Regions from separate parts of the Mus musculus genome. Here region 2 is linked to region 1. A link is a loop called in an ENCODE intact Hi-C map of the cell type or tissue named here. Cell type or tissue: heart. All regions are shown on one strand. Each heading gives the region's core, and the rest is flanking DNA. Links, peaks and the distances in the headings are about the cores only.

Region 1 (10,929 bases), core at 1,408-9,407:
AAGCTTTATTAGGAACAAAATATTTCCTTGACTCCTTCTCATCCATGGAGATGTTGTTAGAGTCCAAAGTGCATGTTCTGAGCTTCCTTCCAGTGAAAATAATACACTGTTATGTCTACATAGTCTTCCTTTCTTCTAGTGAGACAGAGGTCTCGATTTCAAATCCCAGCAACCACATGGTGGCTCACAACCATCTGTAATGAGATCTGATGCCTTCTTCTGGTATGTCTGAAGACAGCTACAGTGTAGTTATATATGATAAGTAAATAAAATATTTTTTAAAATTTAAAGAAAAAACAGAGGTCAGGGGTTAGGGAAACAGCTCAGCAGCGGACCCGGGTTCAATTTCCAGCACCCATGTGGTAGCTCACAATTGTCTGTATCTCAAGTTCCAAGAGATCCAGCATCCTCCCAGAGACAAACATGCAGACAAAACATTAATGCACATGAAATAAAAAAAGCCAGACATGGTAGCACACACCTCTAGTCCCAGCACTCAGGAGGCAGAGGCAGGCAGATCTCTCTGAGTTCAGGCTAGCCTGGTTTATGAAGTGAGTTCAAGGACAGCTAGGACTGTTACACAGAGAAACCCTGTCTTAAAAAACTAAACCAGCCGGGAAGTGGTGGCACACGCCTTTAATCCCAGCACTTGGGAGGCAGAGGCAGGCGGATTTCTGAGTTCGAGGCCAGCCTGGTCTACAGAGTGAGTTCCAGGACAGCCAGGGCTACACAGAGAAACCCTGTCTCAAAAAACCAAAAAAATAAAAAATAAAAATAAATAAAATTAGAAAATACCAAACCAAACCAAACCAAAGAAAAAGCAGTAAGTATGTACAATTATTCTGTATCTTTGTTTTCTAGATTTGACTATAGAGATGGTGAGTGGGGAAACAAGGCACATCTTGTTCTGAAGTTAACTATAGGGTATGCTGGACTCTCAGAGTTTTGAAGGGTCACGAGAAGGGTTCTGGAGAAGTGAGGCCCAGGGTGAAGAAAAGCCCTCACTTGGCAAGGAAGCCAGGAGGTAAGGGAGATTGGTATGAGACTGGGAGGTTTTTCTGTGAGGCTGGGGAATAGACTACGAGGTGATGGACAGAGAAGTCAGTCACAGGTTATATGTAGTTCAGGGACAGAGCTCTTGCTTTGTATTAGATCCAAAGCAACAAATCACAGCACACACACCCCAAAAAAGTAAAAACAAGATAGATCTTGAAGGGCCTTCCTTGTACAAGGAATGATATATAGATTTATTGTACAAAGGGAGACACAGCTTAGTGAATCAAGGCCATATTAATACTTAGGAAACAATGACAGAAATAAACCAGGAACTGCTGGGTTAACTCAGGAATTATGGTCATTCTTCTTGTAAGTACTATAGAAAACAAAAACAACAAAAAGGTTTTTTTTCCATTTATTTGATGTGTATAAGTGCTTTGCCTGCATGTATGTGTATCACTTGCAAGCCTGGTGCCCATGGGGGTCAGAAGGCACTGGTTCCCTCGAAACTGGAGTTGCAGGTAGTTGTGAGCTACCATCTGGTGAACCTAGGTCCTCTTATAAGAACAGCCAGTGCTCTTAAACACTGAGCCATGTCTCCAGTCCCTAGGACTTCTTTTTCCATCTCACACATACCCACTCCCCCACCAGTCACTCTATCTATGTCTTTTGCCTTTTTCGTTTCTGTGTTTTGAGACAGAAACTCCCTATGTAATCCTTGACTGGCCTGCAAGCTGTGCTACAGACCAAACTGGCCTCAGCTTGCGACAATGACTCTTGCCACTGACTCCTGAGTGCCAGGATTCAAGGTGTGTTCCACTCTCTGTGGCCATACCTTTGTCTTTATTCATTTCACCAGTATCTGCTGGTCCTACCTTTCTGGGTGCTGAGGTTACAAAGAGAAAGGGCGGTCTGTTCTCAAGCTGGGGAAAACACAAAGAAACAATTATACTCGTTACACAATTTGAGCCCTGAGCTCTCCACTGAGCAGCAGAGTCCTATTGTGATTTCCAGTTAGTACGCAAAACACAGATTCCCAAACAAAACCTGGCTTCTAAAGTCCGTCGTCTGTGATCTCTACCCTTCTCTTCCGATGGTCCTGCCATGCTACCAACACTACACTGCTAAGGGAAGAAACCGAGGAAGGCACTGCCTCTAACAGTGTCATCCTTCCTTTTCACTGGGTGTGTGTGTGTGTGTGTGTGTGTGTGTGTGTGTGTGTGTGTGTGTGTGCTCGCATGCATGCATATATGTATATAGTTAACCATATATGCCTTTACATATGGAGGGCAGAGGTTGATGTTGGCTGCCTTCCTCACGTGCTCTCCACCTTGTGTTTTGAGGCAGGGCTTCTCCTGGACGTCATTGCTTTGGCTAGGCTGGCTGGCCAATGAGCTCCAGGTATGTGCCTGTCTCACCTCTCCCCAGTGTGGGATTGGTACCGAGTGGAATAGTGGTGCTAGTGATCTGAACTCAGGTCGACATGTACTCCATTGACTGCGGCATCTCCCAACCCCTTCATTCTATTTTTCTGAGAGAGTTCTCTCTCAAGGAACCTGAAGCTCATTGATTCAGCTAGACTGGCTGACCAACATGCCCCAGGGATCCTCTGGTCTCCGTCCCAGTGCTGGGGCTACAGGCACGCACCACCTTGACTAGGGCACCGAGGTTTAAATTCAAACACTTCACTGACAGAGACATCCCACCACACCCTGACATTTTTAGTTTTTGCGCTAATTTTTAAGTTAACGTAATGGGTTTCATTATTTGTGTGATTTTCACGCTTATGACATCATACTTTGTTGGATCCCTTTGGATACATTTTAATCCATTTAAATTTCATCCCTCTTGGACATTTTATTTTTTATTTTTTTGGTTTTTCCAGACATTGGACATTTTAATTTATCCATTTTTTGAGTCAGGGTCACATGCACCGGACTGAACTGGAATTTTTTGCGTAGGCTGACCTCCTGTGTGCTGGCATTACAGGCATGAGCCACTATTCTTTTCTTAAATACATTGATGTCTACCCTTCATGGAATTCTATCATATCCCAGTGAAATAAAAAAATCCAACCAAAGTTTACCAAGTGATGTGGGACCTGGGTCCAGGCTGTTTTCCATCAAATCTCTTTACTTGGATCTGCTCCAGCCACTCTGACCTTCTTGCTTCTTCTTCTCCATGCCTATCAAAGCCACGCACCAGGGCCACCGTACCTGCTGAGTCTCATCTATGGTTCTCTCTAGAAATCTGGAAGCTTCTGTTTCTCATTCAATAATTGGATTTCCTCTTGTGTGTTATGTCTGCTAGGAAGCCTTTCTTCCCTATCCTGACTAAAAGAAAATCTATCACTGTTATATCTGGATCCTGATTTATTTCCCATAAAACCACATTATGAGGCATTTAAAAATATTTGTTACTTATATATTAATATGCAACATACTTATATTTTATTGCTTATATATAAAATACACAAACCTTATGTGCAAGAGCATATACTTCGCTCACTACCAAATTCTCAGCACCCAGGGAAGTGGCTGTTCGTTGTGCTTTTGTGAAATGAATGGATTTGGAGAGTCAGTAAATGTGAAGTACTCTATAGCATCAACTGTTTATTTAACGTGGTGGGGATGACTTTCACATGTGAATTTTTAATGTTTTTTCTTTACTACTCTTTTTTTTTTTGAGACAGATCTCTTACTCTGTAGCCCAGATTGATCTCAATCTCAAAGCAATTGTCCTGCACTCTCCAAGTGTTGAGATCACAGATGTGAGCCACTAATTGCACCCAGCTGCAGATTTTATTTTTATTTTAACAATAGACTTATATTACCTGTGTACCAAAAAACAAATCAAGATGCCACACGGGCAGATATCGTATAAATGAATTCCAACAGAAATTGGGCAAATCTATGAAACAGATTTTTAAATAGATATACAGCATAATAGTTAAGATCAAGCCATGGGTTGGAATAGAGCTCTTCCCCAACACTTGGTAGCACTGTGATCCTAAGTTATATATTTCAATGCTGGACCATGAGGACAGTAACAGTGCCTCCCTCAGAAAGTTGTTTTAGACGAACCCTTATGTGTAACCCGCTTTGTACAATGCCTGGCATGCAGTATTGAAGGACTCCACAAATGGAAGCTCTTATAAGAATCTATACTATTAGTAATAAGAGATGTTGGGACATACCTAGCCCTCAAGAGTGACATCAGAGTGGACCACCACATCATCACTGCGTTTCCATGTGGGCCTCTGAAGCCCAGGCAGGGGATGGGTCTTTCCAGAGAAGGCAATTTCGACGTCCCAGAAGCATCAGAATAAAAAGGACCCTCTTCACCCCTCAAGTCATTCAGTCCGGGTAATCCATGAGTGGCATGATGCGCCCGGGGCTCGTCATCCTCCAGTCCAGAGCCTGGGCAGCCTCAGTTTCTTTGCTTGCAAAAGAATTGGAATGGGACTGTTAAGAAAAAAATCTAGACTGAAACAGCGGAAGCCGCCTTAGCACATGCCACCGGGCCGCTTGTGGCGACGGAGAAAGTGACAGCAGGTCAGACTTCAGAGCCCACCGACTAGCAGCCAGGTACCACGCTCCCCATCCCGGGGCGGCGCCACCGGGACCCGCCCGCTGCCAGACTGGAGGAGGCGGGACCGCCTCGGCGTGCTCGCGGCACGGGACCGCGCACGTGAGTCGAGGCCGCGCACGCAGGCCGCGGCGCGCACGCAGAGTCTGCACAGCGCGCGCAGCGGCGGGCTCTTCGGCGCCGAGGTGCGGGACGTGGCGAGGTGAGGCGCGGGGCCGAGCGGCGGGAGCGAGGGCACGCGGGGTCACGAGGTGCCGGCTGGCGCGGCGGGGCCACGCGGCGGGGGAGGTTGGCGCGGCCGGGCGAGTCCCGAGCCCCTCCCCCCGGCGGCTGGCGGTGCCGCAGCTCCGTATTCCCGGCTGGGCGGTGGAGCACGGCCCCGGCCCACCTGACCCGCCGAACCCCCACGTGGGTCTCCGCGCCCCAGTGTTTAGCACTGTTTTGCGGTCGAGGCCCGGCTACAGTGACCTGCCCAAGACCGTGCAGCTCTAAGGATGTTAACTGCACAACTGCCAAGCCCGCGGCTCCCCTGTGCTCATGGGATCCTGCCCCTCCATGCCTTCCCTGATCCCTCTTGTAATTAATTTAAATGTAGCCCATCTCTCAAGGATGTTAGTGTCACTGCGTGGTCTTCTAAGGAAGGAGAGGAAGGAGGATTTTGCTTTCTGCAGCATTGTGCTTTGCAATGTGAAGTGTTTGTCAGAACGTACTGTAGAATCTTTGCCACTGTAAAGGTCTTGATAGAGCCCTGCTGTTCACCAGGCTGTAAAAACATTGTGCAAATACCCCAATCTTTAGCGCTTCATTTTCTTGGGGAAAACAGCCTATGTCAGGAGATTGTTAGGATTCCAAGATATAGTCCCCGTACTAAGATTACATTTAGTACCTGACATATGCCTTTGTTAATTTTTTTTTTAATTAATTTTTTTTTTTAGTCAGCCTCATGTATCTTGGGCTAACCTTGAACTTAATGTAGCCAAGAGTTTCCATGAACTGATCGTACTGTCTGTACCTCTGGAGTACTGGGTTTGTTTGCTCAATGGATGCTGGAGTGTGAATATAAAGCATCCTTGCTAAAACACCCTACAACTGAACTACTGAGCCACAACGTTCTTCAAAGATCATTTTTCTTGGAAATAGAGTAAAAACTCACCCCTACCCAAAATAGCCTAAAGTTTGACCCTCAGCCTTCTTATCTAAGCATTGCATATACTTTGTATGTCAGTCCCCAAGCTAAAAATGTCAACGTGAAAAACCTATTTTGGTTGGAGAGATGGCTCAGCGGTTAAGAGCACTGGCTGCGCTTCCAGAGGTTCCGAGTTCAAATCCCAGCAACCACACGGTGGCTCACAGCCATCTGTAATGGGATCTGATGCCTTCTGGTGGGTCTAAGGACAGCTACAATGTACTCATATAAATAAAATAAATAAATCTTTAAAAACAAAAGGGGGGGGGGCTGGAGAGATGGCTCAGAGGTTAAGACCACTGACTGCTCTTCAGAAGGTCCTGAGTTCAATTCCCAGCAACCACGTGGTGGCTCACGACCATCCGTAGCAAGCGCCCTCTTCTGGAGTGTCTGAAGGCAGCTACAGTGTACTTACAGATAATAAATAAATAAATCTTAAGGAAAAAAAAAAAGAAAAATCTATTTCAGGAGAAATGAAGGTGAATTAGCCTTTTGTTTTGTTTGTTTGTTTGTCCCCCACCCCCTGAGACAGGGTTTCTTTTTTTTTTAAGATTTATTTATTTTATTTTATTATATGTGAGTACACTGTAGCTGTCTTCAGATGCACCAGGAGAGGGCGTCAGATCTCATTATGGGTGGTTGTGAGCCACCATGTGGTTGCTGGGATTTGAACTCAGGACCTTCGGAAGAACAGTCAGTGCTCTTAACCACTGAACCATCTCTCCAGCCCGAGACAGGGTTTCTCTGTGTGGTCCTAGCTCTGTAGACCAGGCTGGCCTTGAACTCAGAAATCCACTTGCCTCTGCCTCCCAAGTGCTGGGATTAAAGGCATGTGCCACCACTGCCCGGCTGAATTAGCCTTTTATAAAACTAACATTTATTTGTCCAAATTGGTATTTGCTTTGTTTTGGCTTGGGTTTTCTTTCCTTTTTCCCCTCTAAGACAGGGTCTCTCTATGTTGCCCTGCCTGCCTGTCCTAGAGCTCACTCTGTAGAGTAGGCTGTCTGTGGTTCCTGAGTGCTGGGATCAAAGGTGTGCACCACCATGAGTTTCAAGCAGTCCAAGATAGCCAGGGATGACATTGAAGTCCTCCTGTCTGAAGGAGTAAGTTACTGATCCGCATATGTTGGGTAGGATTCCTTAGTTTCCAGTAATAAAATCCAATTTATTTTTTGAGACAGGATCTCACTATGTAGCTGGCTCCGAACTCTTCATGTAGACCAGGCTGGTCTTGAACCAGAGACCTATTTTCTTTTGCTTCCTGGGTACTAGGATTAAAGGTGAATACCACCATACCAGCAAGTTCCAGGTTCTGTAAGGAGGCTGCACTTCACATTCTGTGAGCGAGGGGGGGGGTCTGAGTGTTGTGGTTGGCAACCACACAGTTGCCGTGTCGGGTTGCCAAAATATACCTTGGACTGGTTTCTGATCTGTGTGCATCTTCTCTTTGTTCTTAGGGGATCGTGGGATTGTTTGGCAACGTCTGAAGTCTTGAAACTCTACATCAAGGGAGATCAAGCAGCCATCAGTCAGCTAGAGGATGGACCGTTTGGGTTCCTTTAGCAGTAAGTACAGTGGGACAAGTCTCAAGTGACAATAAATAGCCACCTAAAGTAGAGGTTGATCAGGGAAGCAGCGCCTTTGATAATGCCTGAAGGAATTAGGAATAGCACATAAAAGTAAAGTCAGGCAAGACCGGTCTGTTGTTTGCCTACTGAATGTGGCACAGCTTCATCACTTTAGAAAAAAGCCAAGCTGAGTGAACCAGTCACCATATGGTTGATCAGGAAATAGACGTGTTTATTTTGAGCCCAGGGTCTCATGTAGACTGGCTGGCCTGGAACTGGCTTTGTAGCTAAGGATGACCTTAAACTACTTATTCATCAAGTGCTGGGATTTCAGGCTTGTACCATCATTGGATTTCAAAGAAATTAGAGATCACAAAATTGGGCAGTGCACACAACAGACACATACACACACGCACAGTCATAAAGTTGATGTTCATTAGTAAGACCCAGAAGTATGTTGTTAGGATTTGGTTCCTGTCGTTGTATCAGAGGCACTCTGCATCTTCCCTCCGTATATTCAGAAAGTTAGAATCTTGGACACATCTAGTTCTATATTTTCATCTGACTAATGTTCCAAGTGTAAACTGAAAGTATTCCCACCTCTTGTCTTTCAAGACAAGGTTTCTCTGTGGAACTGAAGCTGTCCTGGAACTCTCTGTAGATCAGGCTGGCTTCTGCTTGGTAACATGTCTGCCTCAGCCTCCCAAGTCCAGGATTAAAGGCCACTCCCTCCCTGCTATTCCCACCCTTTAAAACAATTGTTAGGGCCTGTCATCATGCCACATTCCTTTAATCCCAGCACTCAGGAGGCATAGGGTAGGCGATCTTTGTGAGTTCAAGACCAGTCTGATCCACATAATGAGTTCCAGTCAAGCCTGGCCTACATACTGAGATCCTGCCTAAGAAATAAACAAGCAAAAAAACCCCACAAATAATAATAATGATTTGTAGTTTCATTTCTCTCTTCCTAAATTCCCCTCCAAATGAGCTGTGCTGTTGTGCATTCCTCCCTGCCCTGTTTGCCGCAGTCATTGCTGCAAAGGTTCAGGCTTGGAACTGTGTTCTCACCTGGAGTGAGAAGTTCCATATTAGTGTCGTCCCCCTGTTGAAGACCATTTTTGTCTTCCTTTTGTCTCCTTCCCTTCCCAGCTCTGTTTTACTTATTTTTTATTCTCCAGGTGAATTCTCACTTTGCTGCTGAGGCTGGTTTCAAGGTCAGAATTTTTTTTTTTTTTTCCGCCAAGTTCTGATTCTTAAATGAGTCTCTCAGCCTCGTCGTCCCAGTACTTAGGACTCTAGGAACGCACCACTCACTGTTCCTGGCTTTGTTTTGTTCTGTTTGGCTTTTTTGAGGCAGGGTCTTATTGTATAGCCCTGGTTGGCATAGAACTTGATCTGTAGCTTAGGCAGGTCTTGAAGGTCTCCCCCAGGATTTACAAGTGTGGTCCACAACAACCACGTGGTTCTTCCGTTTTATGTCTCCCTTTGATGGTGTGACTCAAACTTGGGGCCTCAGGAATATCTTTATAGAATAAGAATTTCAGTTGCTAGAGAGAGGCTCAGTGGTTACGATCACTGACTGCTCTTCCAGAGAGCCTGAGTCCAGTCACCATTACCTACATGAGGGCTCACAATTATTTATAACTCCAATCCCAGGGGACCAGACACCTCTTGGATTCTACAAGTATTGCATGTGCATGCTATATGAACATTGAGGTAACCAGAACACTCGTACACATAAAAATCAAGATTAAAAATTAAAGAAGAATTTCAACTTTTTTTCTCCCATGAATTTGCAAATACTTTCTTCCAATGTGCTTGCTTTTTCGACTTTGTGTATAATGTTTTTGCTTTGTAAAGATTTACTTATGTGTCTGTGTGTTTGTCTCTGTGAGTTTATTTGTATCACATGTTTGCAGGCACCCGTGAAGGCTGTAAAAGGATTTGGGGTCACCTGAAACTGGCGTTATAGATTTGTGGGTCCTGGGAACAGAACCCAGGTCTTCTGTGAGAGTGGCAAACGCTCTCAAGCACCGAGCCAGTCTAACCCTGTTTATAGGAGTTTTGCTTGTAAGATTTATTTTTATTTCATTTTAAAATTTTTATTATTTTATGTGTATGAGTGTTTTGCCTTCTCATATGTCTGCTGCACATGCATACGGATGCCTTTCGAGGCCAAAAGAGGGAGTAACAGATGGTGTGAGCTGCCGTATGGATGTTGGGAATCGGACCCTGATTCTCTGGAAGAACAGCCACCGCTGTTAACTGCTGAGCTATTTCTCCAACCCCAAAGATTTAGTTTTTAATAGTTTGTGTGTGTTTCGTGTGTGTGCGTGCACGCACGCACGCACGCGAGTGTGTGTATGGATGTAAGTATGTATATGTGTGTGCAGGTGTCTGAGGAAGCCAGAAGAAAGTGTCAAGACCCCATGAAACTTATGTCACAGGCTGTTGTAGGAACCAGACTTTAAGAGGACTATATGCTCTGAACCTCTAAGCCTTCTCTCCAGCCCACTTATAGTATTTTTATTGACTTACCCACATATTTTGTTATTTTGTTTTTGTGTTTTCTGGGCAAGGTTTCTCTGTGTAACCCTGACTGTCCTGGAACTCACTCTGTAGACAAGGCTGGCCTCAAATTCACATCTCTGCCTTCCAAGTTCTGGCACTAAAGGCACACACCACTATCAGCTGACCAATTTAGTCATATTCTTTTAAAATTTTTTTTTCTGAATTTTGAATTTATTTTTGTTGTTTTTAATTATGTGTGTATTGATATAGTGAGTGTGGGCATGGAGGCCCAGGCAGAGGTGTCAGATCCCCCACAGTGGTTGGGAGTTACATACTCTATGGAACATTCATGCCTACACATATACACAAAGTGAGTAAATAAAGTAATCAAAGTCAATAAACCCTCAAAATCCTTGATCAGTCCCTTTGTGCACTCAATAAGTCGAGTTTTAGGAAAATACGTGGAGAGAGGAATGTGAAGTGTTTTGTGTGTGTGTGTGTGTGTGTGTGTGCGCGCGCATATCAAAGATACTGATAAAGTAACAAAATGTAGATGTCATAAATGCATACAGAGCTACTAGAAGAGAACTGGTTAGATTATTTCTCAACCTTTTAGACCAAATTACATTCATTTTATATTTTTAAGTCTCTGATTAGTTGAAAATGGAATAAGTAGGTACATGATTTCAAAAATAAAAATAATTCCATAATATGTGGAGTAATTTATAATGAAACAATATAGTTTATAGTAAAATAGCAAGTGTATCAAGAAGTTTTAAAGATATTACTACTACTAGAGTGATGGCACATACTTGTAATCCCAACACTTGGGAGACTGAGGCAGAAGGATTGCCTTCAGTTAAAGGGATAGATTGAGTTAGAGAATTCAATCTTGAGATAAAAATATGGGGGTGGAAGGATGGGGGCAGGACATTAAAGCTGTAGGAGACATCATGATGACATAAGCAGTCAGCTACTTACGCATAGGTTGAATCTCGGCATCTTACCATGAGAAACAGGATAAATCAGGCTGCTAGTGACTAAGAAATGTTACAGGTCTTAGTAACTCCTGGTCAAGTT
Region 2 (10,929 bases), core at 1,283-9,282, 61 kb after region 1:
GAAAAGAAAAGAAAAGAAAAGAAAAGAAAAGAAAAGAAAAGAAAAGACGTCTCTTACCATCTCTGGAATTGTCACCACTGTAGTTGACTGTCCTTTGGGGCAATTACCTTAGTTTTTCATTCCTCTTTTTAAACATAATTTACAAATGTAGGTTTATTTATTTTATTATTCTGTATGAATAAATGTTTTACATGCATACATGCATGCATGTATGTGCACTGTGTGCCTGGTGCCAGGGAAGGGCAGAAGAGGAAATCAGATCTGGAACTGGAATTATGGATGGGTGTGACCCATCCTGTGGGTTCTGGGAACTGAACCAGAGTCCTCTGCAAGAACAGCATGTGCTCTTAGCCATTGATCCATCCCTCCACCCCAGCACTGGTGCTTAAATAAAGAGTTACTACCACAAATTACAAGGAGGGAAATTGTGCTCTATTGGCTTTTGGCAAGTGTTTTCTTTATTTGGTATATTGGAAAGATTTGCACAGTAATCGCTGTTCACTATTGTTCCTTTTGAGGTGTTCTGTTGGAGCCTCAAACTTGCAGTGCTGAGGCTGGCCTTGAGCTCTTGATTCTCCTGCCCCTCCCTCTAAGACTGCCAGCCTCTGCTGCCGCCCCTAGTTCTCTTGGTTCTTGTTTAGTAACAATACATAACCCTGGACCAGATTCTTCACTTTTCAAGTCTGAAGCGTGACTGGGTTGGCAAAGATCAAGTTGAGCAAATCAGCAAATCATATAAGATCACTGGTTAAAAAAAAAAAAAAAAAAGCCGGGCGTGGTGGTGCATGCCTTTAATCCCAGCACTCGGGAGGCAGAGGCAGGCAGATTTCTGAGTTCGAGGCCAGCCTGGTTTACAAAGTGAGTTCCAGGACAGCCAGGGCTACACAGAGAAACCCTGTCTCGAAGGAAAAAAAAAAAAAAAAAAAAAAAGGAAAAGCTGGGCCAATTTGTCAACCAGAAGCTGGGACATAAATATGCAAGCATTCTTTCTTAATTAAAAAGTGTGTGTGTGTGCCTGAGAAGGTCAGGAGAGGGCACTAGAAGAGGGCATTGACTCCTATGTAGCTGGAATTGTAGGCAGTTGTAAGCCACCCAAGGTGGATGCCACAACCAAACTAGGAGGCTCCCTTCGGCAGAGCACTATGTGTTCTTAACTGCTGAGCCATTTCTCCAGCCCTGCAAACATTCTTCCTAGGAGACACATGGACGTCAATGTAAAGACACAGAGCAGTCACTGCCCAAGCAACTGAGGATATTCTGGGGGAGGAAGATAACAGAGTAGAATCAGAGTAGAAGTCTTCAGCCTCTGCTCTCTGTGGCTACCCAGGTCTCCCTCTGAAGATACTGCACTGGGCCAAAGTACCAATTAAGTGGTTGTGGCCAGGAGGACCCAAACCTTGGCTGGGCACCTACAACCTGTACTTTTGTAACTGAGGGCTACTAAAGTAATTGACATCCATAAACACATATTTATAGTCTAGAAAGTGCCAATCCATTAGCTACATGTAACTATTTAAATCTGAAGTGACCCAGGCTTTGTGGCACAGGCCATAAATCCTGGCACTGAGAAGGCAGAGACAGGTAGCTAGGGTCTAGCCAGGGCTACACAATAAAACCCTGGGGCGGGGGGGGGGGGGAGTAGTTCCTCTTTTGGAGCTGTTGAGAAAGCATTTAAGAGCATTGTTCAAGAAGTCCTAGGTTCAATACTCAGCACCCATATGGCACCTCATAAACACCTGTAACTACAGTTTTAGGGGTTGGCTGCTCTCTTGCTCTCTTCTAGGCCCTCTGTGGGCACTGGGCACCCACATGGTGACAGACATACATGTAGACAAAACACTCACACAAATTAAATGAATACATTTGGAGTTACCAAGTTGGGGGATATGGTTCAGTTGGTACAGCGCATGCTGGCCATGCACAAGGACCTTAGGTTCAATCACTGCTACTATAAACAAATACATTTGAATCAACTAAAAAGGACTAACATTAGAAAATGAGTTCCGGGCTGGAGAGATGGCTCAGTGGTTATGAGCACTGACTGCTCTTCTGAAGGTCCTGAGTTCAAATCCCAGAAACCACATGGTGGCTCACAACCATCTGTAATGAGATCTAATTCCCTCTTCTGGTGTGCCTGAAGACAGCTACAGTGTACTTACATGTAATAATAAAGAAATCTTTGGGCCAGAGCAAGTGGGGCCAGAGTGAGCAGAGGTCCTGAGTTCAATTCCCAGCCAACTACATGATGGCTCACAACCATCTGTACAGCTACAGTGTACTACTCATATACATAAAATAAATAAATCTTTTTTAAAAAAGAAAGAAAGAAAAAAATGGTTCCTTGGTCACACAGGCTGCATATCAAGGGCTTAGAAGCCAGCAAAGGCTCTTGGGGCCCCTGCAAAGATCTACAGAGAAGATATTTCAGCCATCCTTTCTACTTAACTCTAGATCATTAGCATAAACTACACAGAGAAGGGTCTCTTTGCATGAGCTTGCCTCTCCCTCTTAAATTAGGGTGTGACTTTTCCTGGAAGGCTTATATCGCATAGTCTACAAAAGCTGTCCTGCTCCTTGTCCCCACCCAGAACTTACTCATGTGCAAGTAATAATGTAAGCAAAAATGATCCCAAAAAACAAAACTGGATGGAATTTAAGGAGGAGTGTGACTGCCACCAAGTCATGAAGTGAGTACAGGACTGTAGGTTCTCAGCTTGTGGGCCAAGACCCTTTCATACGGGTCCCACATCAGCTATCCTTCATGTCAGACATTTACGTTATGGTTCAAAACAGTAGCAAAATTATACTTAGGAAGTAGCAACAACAATAACAATATGGTTGGGGGTGGTCACTGCGTTAAAGGGTGGCAGCACGGGTGTGTGTGTGTGTGTGTGTGAGAGAGAAGCACTGTAGAGGGACATGCAGAAATACAAACAGCATTCAATCACTTCCAGTAGAGATTTTGCTATTTTTACATTAGGGATGTCAAAAGCAGGTCATGAAATAAACTGCCGGAATGATAATAGTACCAGAAAGATATATTCCCATGCAGTTTGAACTCGGTGCTTTAACCTAATCTTAGTCTCCTTGTGTTCTTCATGAAATGGTTAATTTTGCCTAATTTTAAAGCTCTCATGCTTTTTAATGGCATCAAATCTCTTCAGTCTAGGCCATTTTAGCTTTCCCTGTATTATCACTAAAATGCCTCTGCTGTTATATTTTCGTCTGGGAAACAGACAAAAACTTCTAGATATTGCAGCACCCACAAAAAGACTGAATCCAGTTGGCCAATGGAGATTAAAAAAAGAAAGAAAGTAAAACAAAAACCTCCAGGTTTTACTTGAAGATGCTAGAAACTGTTAAGTAAGCCCTAAGTGCGGCGTGCTCCTCCTCTGTCCCCTCCCCCAAATCCAAGAATACTAGTTTGACTTCAGCAGTTCTGATGTCAGCGATTTGCTACAGCGAGGGCATTGCTTGGGTGAGCACAGGACCAACCGAGCGCCAAGTCAGGACTCCTGGAGTCTGACTCACTGCAGAGGCTGGAGGAAGTCGTTCCTACCGCCCCTGTATCGCCCCTCAGTTTTGCGAAGAGAAGAGTAGGGTGGCGCTAAAGTCAGTTTGCATCCATTCATTTCAGGTGAGAAAACCTAAAGAGGACAGAAAGAGAGGAAAGAGAGAGGGAGAGAGCGAGAGAGCTAGTTGAGAGCAAAGAAATTTCAAGGGTTCCACAAGTCAGCCTCGTTGTACCTAGGAGTGTGGGTACTGTCAATGCATCAGAGGTTTAGGGGTCTTTAACTCCTTTGGAGTTTCCCCAGTTACTTCCCTCACCTGTCAATCAAAATCCACCCAGCAGTTGACGGAAGAATTAGGGCGTGGTGGTTTATACCTTTAATCCCAGCTTTAGGGAGATAAAGGCAGAGGCAGGCGAGTCTCTGTGAGTTCCAGGCCAACCTGGTCTACATAGTGAGACCTTGCCTCAACAAACAAGCAAAAAAGAGTGGCTTTGCCTTCCCCCTTGGGTCCGCACCTGGGGCTGTCTCGCCCGGGGGAGGAGGAGGGGGTGGCTGAGAGGCGGTGATTAGTCACTGGCTGCGGCGCTCACACCTTTTATTCTGTCTCTTCCCGCAGTTGCCTCTCTGCATTTGGACAGATTCTTCGAACGCCAGCTCAGAAGCTGGGCCGGAGGACAACGCGGCTTCAAGGAGCAGGGGTCTGCGAGTAAGTCCAGGTGAGTAGGAACCGGGGCCAGGAGGACCTGCCCGCGCCGCAGCGCGCACGCGCGGCGCCCGGAACCCACGCTCGTCCCCGCTGCGGGCCCGCGCTCGGAAGAGGGCGGCAGCGCGCAGGGAGCGGGAGGCGCGCGAGGCCGGCGGGCAGAAGCCGCGAGCCTCGCAGCAGCACGGACCCGAGAGCCGCCGCTGCCGCCACCGGCACACTCGGTACGGGGTGCGGGGGAGAGCCAGAGGGGCCCGGGCGCATGCGACCCTCGGCTCTGCAAACTTTGTGCGGGTGCTCGGCGACCTCGGGGCGCGGGGCGGGAGAGGCTGGGATCCCCGAACCCAAGCCGGCAGGCGTCAGCATGCACCCCGCGACCGGCCCCGCCACCCCCTGGAAACACTTGGCTTTCTGCTATGCCAAGAACTCAACTTGAGCGTCTCTCCTCGGTGTTAGATTGGTGTGCACCATGCTCACATCTGACTCTTATTTCTCCTAAGTATCCTTGCTCTGGAGCGAAGTTGAATTGTACTGGGCTTGGGGTAGGGAAGGGAGCCGAGTGGTGTAGCCGCCTTAGGATTGTATAACTACCTTCTATTGAAGTGGATGTTGCCAGTGGCATCGGCTAATGTTATGGTAACTGGGCATCTTAGAGGCAAGAGAAGGCGGGGTGTTTTACCAGTAGTCTCCCGGTCTAATAATACTAAAAACAATACCTCATACTTTCCACTCAGGAGAGCCCCACGGCATTTGGTTTACGTTCTCTGGGTAGTTTTCAGTGAAGTTTCTAAGAGGTAGGTGGAGAGCTGTGCTTTCCCGATTTGTAGATGTAAAAAACGGAGGCAAGGATTCGGATTCTTAACTGACTTTAATGAAATGTGGACCAAGAGTTTTAACGCAGTTTCCTGCAGTTCTTGCTCCAAAAAGTACCAACTTTGAAGTTTAATGGGATACCAGAACATCCTCCCTGAGGACAATGAAAGGTCAGAGAGGCCAAGGGACAGTGGTCTGCAGCCGCAGGCCTCAGCTACAAAGCCGGGTCCCTCCAACAAGATGCAACTCTTTGGGTGTTGTATGTATTCTTTGCAAAGTTGTGTTTAGGGCTGCAATTTGCTGTTGTCTTTTGTGGACTCATAAAGGGCATTTAGTCTCGGTTTCCTTGAGAAACAGAGGAGTGAGGCACCCCCAGAGTGAGGCACCACTTCTTCCTTGCTGGAGACACCTTAAGAATTCCCATGAGGTCAGACGAGGGCCGAGAGTTCCCGGGAGGAGGGAGGAAGGAGCCCTGCACAGGCGGCTTGACACATGGGCCCCACTCCTGCCTCCAGCTCTGACTCACCTACTGACGCTTGGGGGAGGAGAATAGCTGCTTGGTATTTTTGGCTTTCCCCCATAAAACGGGAGACAGTTGGCTTCATTCGAGTCTTCTCAGCATCCTTTTCGAGAGCGCCGCGCCGCTGAGCTTAGTCCTCCTCTCGGAAGGAAACCTTTGATACTGGCTGACTGCAGGTATGCATTCTGTGAGATCCCTTAATAGAGCTGCACACAGATTTACTGCTGGAGCTTCTAAATCGGGGAAATCCTTCAAGACTTTGGGATTGAAATTAGGGTTAAGAGAAATCTTTGAATTAGATGTATACCTTTGCATGAGGAATTTCTTTTCCTTTTTTTAACAAGATGGATTAAAAATATTTTCCCAGCATCACAAAAAAAGGCTTGGCTCATTCCATCTGAAAAATTAGGACTTTATAGATCAGGTCATTGTCTTCCTTTAATCTTCAAAAGAATGGCTGTCTGTGTGTCTTTCTGTTGGCTTGTATCTTGTAGACTCTTCCCAGCGTTTTAATAAGATGTGTATTTGCATAAGTGACTTGCTAACAAAATCATTTTAGAGTGGATCCGGTTTATAGCAATTTGGTTTCTGTCTAGAACAGGTAGCATGCTTTTTAGGTAAAATCATGTTAACTCTGCCAGCACCTTACTATCTCTCTGAGCAACAGGCAGAAGGATCTCACAAACAACTTGAAAGGAGCTGGGTCGTTGTGATGCTTGGTTTTACTCCCAGGTGCAGAATGGAAACTTCCCTATTAATACACAAACACGACAGGCACGCACGACCAACAGCAGCGGATTGTCTTTGCACAGAGAAGACACAAGAGGGAGTGGAAGGCAGAAGAGTTGCTAAAGCAACCGATGGCCTGGGTATAAACTTACAGGGCTCGCATTTAAGGTGGTAGCTTCATTATTTATGATCGCTTCCCTGGGGTGACACAACAGAAAGGAAAGCGTTAATGGAGGAGGGTGCCGCAGCTCAGCTGGAGTCAATGGCAGGAAAAGGGTTCATCTGACAAGTTCATGTCAGCAGGGCATGACTTTGCATAGCAAACATTTACTAAGGAGTTTTGCTGTTCTAAAGGCACCGGGCTGGGTGCTGAGGTAAGAAAGCAAATGAGGGTCACGACCTTAGACACGACCTTAGACACGACCTTAGACACCTAGTAATAGTGAGAGGAGTGCTCTTTTCCTGGGATCGGAGCCTGTTTTTTGGTACTCGATGAAGGAATAAACTGAATGGGTAACTTGATCAGTTACTTTAGAGAAAGATGTAAGGGTAACCACAGCCAAGAAGCAGACTCCTACTGCATTTTCCCCTCCCCCCTAACCCCCCACTACTTTTTCAGGACAGCTGATTACTGTACTGACTATAATGGAAATAATCTCCTTTGCCTATGGTTTTTACCTCTAAGCATAAACCTAAACAGCACAGCTGTTCATGCCCCTTTCACCTTTATGCAACATTTTTTTTAGGTCTTGTTTGTTTGCGATGGGGTCTCTAGTGTATCCCTAGCTGTCCTGAAACTTGCTCTGTAGACCAGGATGACCTCAAACTCACTGAGATCTGCCTGCCTCTGCCTCCCAGCTGCTGGGATTATAGGCATTTGCTACAACACCAGGCTTAGGTTTTTCTTTTCACTTGCAATAACTATATATATAGATATATATAGATATATGTGTGTGTTATGTGTAATATATATTTTATATATATATATAGTGAACATATAGATAATTGTGTAAATTAATGCACTGTAGTGTTTGAATTTTTAATTCATATTTTTTATGTGTGTGGAGTTTTCAGCTGCAGGTTTGTCTGTGTACTATATTTGTGCTTGGTGCCCAGAGGGGCCAGAAGAAGGTGTCAGTCTTCTTAGGGAAGTCTAGAGTTAAAGATAGTTTAAGCTGCCATGTGGAGGCTGGGAATTGAACCTAGCTAGGTCCTCTGAAATAGCAGCCAGTGTTCTTAACCACTGAGCCATCTCTCCAGCCCCTGCACTATGATTTTTTTTTTTTTTTAAAGATTTATTTATTGATTATATGCAAGTACACTGTAGCTGTCCTCAGACACTCCAGAAGAGGGAGTCAGATCTTGTTACGGATGGTTGTGAGCCACCATGTGGTTGCTGGGATTTGAACTCCTGACCTTCGGAAGAGCAGTCGGGTGCTCTTACCCACTGAGCCATCTCACCAGCCCAGCACTATGATTTTTGAAGATTCGTCTGTATGTTGTCTGAGACTGTAGTTGGTTCATTTTGGGGTAAACATTACCTGTCAATGTCATATGTTGGTGAACATTTTGAGTTGTTTGTAGCCTTGGGCAATTATGAATAGTCCTGGGTTAGGAGTGATGCTCTTTTTCAAAAGAGAGTGTCTCAATTTACATTCCTGCAGTGGTGTCCACTTTGAAGTCTTAGGTCACTAAGTGTGTTTGCTGTTTAACCACAGCAGGCTTGGATAGTTAAGTGGCTACGTGTCATGGGGCTGGGGGTTAGTTTGGTTCCTGTTGTATAATGCACCAGCATGTCTGTGAGTGGTTGTTCTATCTGCATGTATGTTTGTACACTACATGCCTGCAAAGGGCAGAAGGCATTGGATCCCCTCTGGAACAGAAGTTACAGACAGTTGTAAGCCACCAGGTGGCTGCTGGGAATTGAACCAGGGTCCTCTAATAGAGCAGCTAGTGTTCTTAACTACTGACCCATCTCTCCAGCCCCCTCTAATGTGTTTCTCTTTACTCCCGCTAAGTTTTGTGATTCTCAGGTGGGTCTCATACCTTTAATCCCAACAATTGGGAGGCAGAGGCCAACTTGGTCTATAGAATTGTTCCAGGACAGCCAGAAAATACACAGTTTCTGTCCCGAAGAAACCAAAACAGGCCAGGCTGTGGTGGCTGGTGCATGCCTTTGATCTCACCCTGGAGGCAGAGGCAGGCAGATCTGAGTTTGAGACCAGACTGGTGTACAGAGCAAGGTCCAGGGCAGCAAGAGGGCTATGCAACCTGTCTTGACAAAACAAAACAAGACAAAAAGTTCTATGGTTTGGGTTGACATAAACCAGAAACAGTTTTCCCACTGTACTTAGTTGAAAACTACTCAACAGACTCTTTATTGATATGATTTGACAGTTTATAGTTACAGAAAATTTACCTATGCAAAATGAGGTTCTAAAAATAGAAGTCTTTAAAGGCCTTGAGTGACTCCTAATCTGGTGAATGCTTGCTTTGTGCCCAGCCCTGAAGGTTGAACTCAAATATGTGAGGCGGGTGTGAACTCACACCCAGCCTTGGTAAAGAACTCTAAGGACAAGGAAGGACGGACACACTTGTGTGTGCAAGTTCCTAAGAGGCACATAACACAGCTGTACAACAGCACCTGTGCTACAGGAATAGATGACATAGAGATGTCAACGGAAGCCTTCCTCTCACTCTTCATGAAAATAAAAGGAGTGGCAATTTAGAGGCTATCCCATACACTCATTCCCAGCACACTCTTTGTTAGGCTTTTGTATTTGGGTTTGCTGGCTGGGTTTAAAGTTAGGGATGTGTGTGGGGGGGGGGGGTGAGGAAGGAGAGAGATGAAGTCATCGAGAGACATTGACTAAATTCCACCCTGTTACATATTCTCTCTGTCCAGAGAGCATAGGTTCTGAGGCCTCCCAGGAGACCCTTCCTCACAGCCAGAGGGTGATGAAAGAGTAAGTTCAGAGCCGTGGGAGCCATGGGTCCTTTCTATTCCTTCTGGAAGGCAGCTTAGAAAATGCTATAGTACTTTGCTTTCAGTTTTTACTTACATAGGCCACAAATACCTTTTAAAATTTATCTACCTTTGTTTTATGTGCATTCGTCGTGTTTTGCCTGCACACATGTCTATGTGATCTTGGAGTTACAAACACTTGTGAGCTGCCACGTGGGTGAAGGGATTTGAATCCGGCTCCCTTGGAAGAGAATTCAATGCCCCTAACAGCTGAGCCATCTTTCCAGCCCCCACTAATTTTTTTTTTTTTTTTTTTTGCTTGTAAAATTTTTTTTGTTTGTTTCAGATCTGGCTTTCAGGAAAAGATAGCCCTGAGAATAGGATTAAAAAGTATTGTCAGAAGAGAGAGCCCATTGGTGTGTTTTGATAACCTCTTGACTTGGCAGCTGCTGCCAGCCACTTGTCAGTGACTTGTTAGTGAGGCTGGCTCAGCTCATCTGGGTGCGTCAGTGGTGACTGACCAGAGAGCACTTCCTGCCCTGTTTGTCAGCTGTTAACTCCTCCTTCCATCCTGTAGTCTCTGGAGGAGAAGGCACTTTTGAAATCCATGCCTAGTCAAGTCCCAGATGGATGGCCTATGGCGGTTGTTGTTTTTTGAGATTATATCATTGAAGCTTTTTATTTTTTTTTATTTTTTTTTTATGAAGAGTTCAGTCAGCTGTGGAGGCCCGCTCCTGTATTTCTGGCACTTGGATGGCAGAGGATGGAGGATTAAAAGTTCCTCTGCTAAACAGCAAATGTAAGGCCAGCCAGGGATCAGGAGACCCTGTTCCAGAAAACAAAAAGCTCTATAAAGTATTCATCCTTTACTGAAATGTTTCTGCCAACCTATTTATTTACTTATTTATTTTTCCAACCTATTTATTTTATTACTGTTTGCGATACTGTGTGTGTGTTCTCACAGCAGTCTGTAACCCAAGTTCCAGGTAATATGATGCCCTCTTCTGGCCTCCTCACATACCAGGTATATACATACCAGACACATGCACAAAGGTGTAGGCAACCCCCCCCCCCCAACATAAAACAATTTCTAAAACTTAAGACAGAAAAATGGAAATTATTTTGTCAGCACTCTTTTTTTTTTTAGATTTATTTATTTATTTTATGTACATGAGTACACTGTAGCTGTCTTCAGACACACCAGAAGAGGGCATCAGACCTTATTACAGATGGTTGTGAGTCACCATGTGGTTGCTGGGAATTGAACTTAGGACCTCTGGAAGAGCACTTGGTCCTCTTAACTGCTGAGCCATCTCTCCAGCCCTTGTCAGCACTCCTAAGTTGGTATAAATTCCACACGTACGTACACACCCTTCAGGTATGTGGTAAATCCCTTTGGGGGAGAGTCAAGCTTGCTGCTGGAGTTCTTAGGATTCTGATCTGGCCCAATTGCACATCAAAGGGTAAACTGACCAAGGAGTGATTGCTAATTTTGGAGGGCCTTCCTGTGTACTTAATTCTGATTTACAAACCCCTTTGTCTTCCTTAAAGTAATACTGTGGCCTTTTGAGGACTGAGATCTTGGGACCGTGCCTTCATTTTCCTGGTCCTGCTTCTTCGGGGACAGTCTCTTCAAGATACCTCAGCTTTCCAGCCTATGTGCTTTCTCACTGGACCTTTTGGGAAT

What was found. A loop is a pair of places that touch in the nucleus more often than their neighbours do. Peaks named below come from ENCODE experiments on the same cell type or tissue, not always from the same donor. Only the 100,000 strongest peaks of a DNase experiment are listed, where the experiment ranks them.
Region 2: it touches region 1 in a loop (10-fold over the local background); 11 of 42 quality-filtered maps call a loop at or near these places.

Annotation. Positions count from the first base shown.
Region 1 is chr11:84,123,394-84,134,322 of GRCm38, reverse strand. It overlaps Tada2a (transcriptional adaptor 2A), which reads left to right and starts at 4,755. Exons shown (of 16, transcript NM_172562.3): 1 at 4,755-4,786; 2 at 7,228-7,335. The coding sequence starts at 7,311. It also overlaps a transcript of Acaca not described here. In heart, for the core only: a CTCF peak has its summit at 6,167 (motif pointing left); a DNase peak (open chromatin) is centred at 4,882; H3K4me3 peaks cover 1,832 bases; H3K27ac peaks cover 1,256 bases.
Region 2 is chr11:84,061,780-84,072,708 of GRCm38, reverse strand. It overlaps Dusp14 (dual specificity phosphatase 14), which reads left to right and starts at 4,352. Exons shown (of 3, transcript NM_019819.3): 1 at 4,352-4,439. In heart, for the core only: a CTCF peak has its summit at 6,373; DNase peaks (open chromatin) are centred at 4,398 and 5,548; H3K4me3 peaks cover 2,406 bases; H3K27ac peaks cover 1,125 bases; H3K27me3 peaks cover 2,863 bases.